Linked DNA regions of Homo sapiens: region 2 is linked to region 1. Evidence: read pairs that join two places in POLR2A ChIA-PET (ENCODE). Cell type or tissue: Panc1. All regions are shown on one strand. Region 1 overlaps VPS53 (VPS53 subunit of GARP complex). Region 2 overlaps TLCD3A (TLC domain containing 3A).

Region 1 (2,500 bases):
TGTTGTCCTCGCTTTCCAAGTATGAGTGTTGTCCTCGCTTTCCAAGTATGAGTGTTGTCCTCGGTTTCCAAGTATGAGTGTTGTCCTCAGTTGCCAAGTATGAGTGTTGTCCTCGCTTTCCAAGTATGAGTGTTGTCCTCGGTTTCCGAGTATGAGTGTTTTCCTCGCTTTCCAAGTATGAGTGTTGTCCTCGCTTTCCAAGTATGAGTGTTGTCCTCGCTTTCCAAGTATGAGTGTTGTCCTCGGTTGCCAAGTATGAGTGTTGTCCTTGGTGATCTCAGAAGTGTCTCATGGGGTCACTCAAGATTCTAGGCTGAGATTCTTTATGGTGTCTGTTTGGAACTGTAGCATTTGACTAATTAACCCTGCTGTTTAGAAGACTGTGGTTTGGGAGGGCGGTATATTTATTTGGGAACTGTTGGGGGTGTTTTCTTTGGGACTGTCACTCACAAGGTAACAAAAGTCTCAGGGCTACTTTATCCACAGATATCTGAACAATGTTCATAATTTGCTGTCTGTCTGTGACTCCCCCTTACGAAAAGCTGAGAACACTTTTAGGAAAGGGTGCCTTGGAACAGCCCTGCAGTCACGTGGCATGGAGGATGCCAGAAACCACCTGGTTGACTTTCCTTTCTGGGCAGCACAATGAATCTTTTGTTTCTGAAGAGTGACCCATTTGGGGTTGCCACCATGCAACAGGCTGAACTTACGTGGATGCCAGGAGGAATTTTTGTTTTCCCTGTTCTCTATGAGTTGTAGGCGGACTTTCACAAGAATGGCTAGGAAATCAGTTGGGCACAGTGGCTCATGCCTGTAATCCTAGCACTTTGGGAGGCTGAAGTGGGCAGATCGCTTGAGCCCAGGAGTTTGAGATCAGCCTGGGCAACATGGCAAAACTCCATCTCTACAAAAAATACAAGAATTAGCTGGGCATGGAGGTGCACACCTATAGTCCCAGCTACTCAGGAGGCTGAGAGAAGGGAGGATCACTTAACCCTGGGAGGTTGAGGCTGCAGTGAGCCACAAATGCACCACTGTACTCCAGTCTGAAAAGAAAGGAATGACTAGGAAATCTTGGTAGTTTGGCACATATATGTGCTTTGCTGACAGTTATCAGTTGAGCTACCTCTTTGTAGTGGGAACCTTTTCATGGTTAGAAGAGGAAGGAGTTTAAAGGAATGAGGCCAAAGATAAATTCTTTCAAGTCTGTTGACTTCTTTCTAGAATCCTATTTAAGCAATTGCTTATAAAGACTGAAATTCACATCTTACCCTGAAAATGCATGGGATTGAGGTTTGGGTCTATAGATACCATCAGTGATGTCTGTAAGGGAATAGTTGCTTTCATCTGAGTCATTGATAGCCACTTCACAAACTGCTATTGGTAGAGGCTGGGCGCAGTGACTCACGCCTGTAATCCCAGCACTTTGGGAGGCCGAGGTGGGTGGATCACCTGAGATCAGGAGTTGGAGACCAGCCTGGCCAACATGGTGAAACCCTGTCTCTACTAAAAATACAAAAAATTAGCCAGGCGTGGTGGCAGGCGCCTGTAATCCCAGCTACTTGGGAAGCTGAGGCAGGAGAATCCCTTCAACCCAGGAGGCGGAGGTTGCAGTGAGCCGAGATTATCCCATTGCACTCCAGCCTGGGAGACAAGAGTGAGACTTCGTCTCAAAAAAAAAACAAAGAAAAAAACTGCTGTTGGAAACATTGACATTTATATGCGTATCCTTCTGCTCCAGGATTAAGCATACATCTAACCTCTAGCCACCTGTAAAGCCAGTTAGCACCGTAAGATGGGTGTTGTGGAATAATCAGTACTGGAGAGGACACAGAATCATCTAGTATGGGCTGCTAGCCCCACCCTCTTATTTCACAGCTATTCAAAGTTGTGACCCACAGAGAGGAAGTGACTTGTGATTATGCGGCTCACTAGTAACATAACCAGGTCCAGCCTATCTCAAGAGGTGACTTTGAAAATGAAGAACATGGCGACATAGGCAGTTCTAAGATGGCTGAATAGGAACAGCTCTAGTCTACAGCTCCCAGCTTGAACGACGCAGAAGACGGGTGATTTCTGCATTTCCAACTGAGTTACCAGGTTCATCTCATTGGGGCTTGTCGGACAGTGGGTGCAGGACAGTGGGTGCAGCCCACCAAACATGAGCTGAAGCAGGGCAGGGCATCGCGTCACCCGGGAAGCGCAAGGGGTCAGGGAATTCCCTTTCATAGACAAGCAAAGGTGTGACAGACGGCACCTGGAAAATTGGGTCACTCCCACCCTAATACTGCACTTTTCCAACAGTCTTAGCAAATGGCACACCAGGAGATTATATCTGGTGCCTGGCTCGGCGGGTCCCACACCCACGGAGACTCGCTCATTGCTAGCACAGCAGTCTGAGATCAAACTGCAAGGCGGCAGCAAGGCTGGGAGAGGGGCGCCCGCCATTGCTGAGGCTTGAGCAGGTAAACAAAGTGGCCAGGAAGCTGGAACTGGATGG
Region 2 (2,500 bases), 94 kb before region 1:
ATTAGAAGGGAAGCCTCTACAATTCATACAATGTGGTTCCCAGTGATAAGCATTCCACAGATGTTTTCTGTGAAGAAACATCTAAATTGAAATCATGTACTATTTGAGGATTCCATTCACATGGTCAGCAAACGTTTGATGCGCATCCACGTATTAGGTAGAAAACCATTTCGTTTTATGGTTCTCAAACTACCTGAACATCAGAATCACCTGCAGTGCTTGTTAAGCGCTCCAGTCCCCAGAGATTCTAAATTGTAAGCCGAGGGCCCTGAAATCTGTATTAACTTTGTCTCTGATTTCGGACGCAGCCAGTCCGCTGAACTGCAACACTGGAAATACAGTCTACGGAGGCGCCATCTGAATTTGTGCTCTTGAGCAACTCCACACTTACCACGGCGTAAATAATGAATAAACAAATAAGGCAAGCAAGTAATGGCAAGTATAACACACTTGTAGGTGAATTCATTAGCCAGGTTCCTTTTTTTTTTTTTTTTTTTTGGTTTTGGTTTTTGAGACAAAATCTTGCTCTGTCGCCCAGGCTGGATGTAGTGGCGCGATCTCAGCTCACTGCAACCTCTGACTCGTGGGTTCAAACGATTCTCCTGCCGCAGCCTCCCGAGTAGCTGGGATTACAGGTACCTGCCGCCACGTCCGGCTATTTTCTTTTTTTTTTTCTTTTTAAGTAGCGATGGGGGTTTCACCATGTTGGCCAGACTGGTCTCAAGCTCCTGACCTCAAGTGATCCGCCCACCTCGGCCTCCCAAAGTGTTGGGATTACAGGCAGGAGCCACCGCACCCGACCTAGCTAGGTTTCTTTTGGCCAAAAAGATGCCATACTTATTCCAATGCCCATCTATGGTCTCAGGTGCTTTCTTCAAGCAATTTCAAGTAAAATACCTATAAACAGCTACTAAAATTTAGCTGAAATATAACTGGCCTCTCCCCTTGAAGGGAACCTAGGGTTTTCATGTTTTCACCAATTCAGAGAAGAGATCTGAAATTGTGACTCATGAGTAGAATCCTCTGAAGATTTATTAGCAAGAGATCTGGATTATAATCTTCACTATCACTAGCCTGTGATTTAACTTTCTTTGTAAAATGAAGATGATAATCCTTGTCTGTCTTACCTGTCAAAACTGCAGTGAAGATTAAATAATTAAATGTGGGAAAGTCGGCCGGGCACGGTGGCTCATGCCTGTAATCCCAGCATTTTGGGAGGCCGAGGCGGATGGATCACCTGAGGTCAGGAGTTCAAGACCAGCCTGGCCAACATGGCTTTACTAAATATACAAAAATTAGCCAGACGTGGTGACACATGCCTGTAACCTCAGCTACTCAGGAGGCTGAGGCAGGAGAATCACTTGAACCTGGGAGGTGGAGGTTGCAGTGAGCCGAGACCTCACCACTGCACTCCAGTCTGAGTGACAGAGTGAGACTCCATCTCAATAAAAAGAAAGGCGGCGGGGAGGGGGAGTCCTTTTAAATGTTAAAAGGTACTATACAGGCTGGGCACGGTGGCTCACACCTATGATCCCTGCACTTTGGGAGGCCTGAGTGGGAGAATGGCTTGAGCCCAGGAGTTCAGACCAGCGTGGGTGACAGAGCCAGACCCTGTCTAAAACAACAACGTACTATCTGAATTAAGTACTTAAATTGAGAAAACCACCTGGAGCTGTGACTTTGTCATTTTAGTGTCTGAATCCTTTAAGAATCTGACTAAATCCTTGGCCCCATACCACCTTCTGCCTATAATTTGGGGGGATTTTTAACTCCTTCTATCTAATCGCATTCTATGTGAAGGCATAAAATGAGAAGGCATATAATAGAAAAATATTCAGTATATAGTATATGAACCCTGAAAGGCCTTTTTTGGCTGGGTGCAGTGGCTCACGCCTATAATCCCAACACTTTGGGAGGCCCAGGCAGGAGGATCGTTGGAGCCCAGGAGTTCAAGACCAGCCTGGGCAACGCAGGGAGACCCCTGTCTCTACCAACAACAACAAAAAAAAGTTAGCCAGGTGTAGTAGTGTGTGCCTGTAGTCCAAGCTTGGGAGGCTAAGGAAGACGGGTGGCTTGAACCCTGGAGTTCAAGACTACAGTCAGCTGTCATTATGCCACTGCACCTCAGCCTGAGGTCTCGACAGGAAAAAAAAAAAGTAAAAAATTTGCTGGGTGTGGTGGCTCATGCCTGTAATCCCAGCACTTTGTGAGGGTGAGGCAGAAAAATGACTTGAGCCCAGGAGTTCAAGACCAGCCTGGGCAACATAGTGAGACCCTGTCTTTAAAAAAAAAAGAAGAAGAAGAAGAAGAAAAATTGTACCCAGCCACACCAATATTAACCTTTGGTGTCTACAATCGATGTCACTTGATCTATCGTAGCATCTACTTATTCATCGCCAATAGCCAGTTTTGTTTTTAAAAAGGCAGAAGAAAAGCACAAAAATCATGACAGCAGGATTGATCCCAGGTAAGACCGCAGGCTAGAGTGAGACGGACAGCT

Evidence for each region. ChIA-PET counts read pairs that join two places held together with the same protein. Peaks named below come from ENCODE experiments on the same cell type or tissue, not always from the same donor. Only the 100,000 strongest peaks of a DNase experiment are listed, where the experiment ranks them.
Region 2: POLR2A ChIA-PET joins it to region 1 with 9 read pairs; 2 of 35 experiments call an interaction of 5 or more read pairs at or near these places.

The regions. Positions count from the first base shown.
Region 1 is chr17:640,044-642,543 of GRCh38, reverse strand. The region is part of intron 7 of VPS53 (VPS53 subunit of GARP complex); the gene reads left to right. Among named protein-coding and RNA genes, the nearest start is that of VPS53, 74 kb to the left of the region's middle. In Panc1, no CTCF peak of the experiment used is centred here; no DNase peak of the experiment used is centred here.
Region 2 is chr17:733,985-736,484 of GRCh38, reverse strand. All of the region lies in intron 2 of TLCD3A (TLC domain containing 3A), which reads right to left. Among named protein-coding and RNA genes, the nearest start is that of TLCD3A, 2.6 kb to the right of the region's middle. In Panc1, no CTCF peak of the experiment used is centred here; no DNase peak of the experiment used is centred here; H3K4me3 peaks cover 131 bases.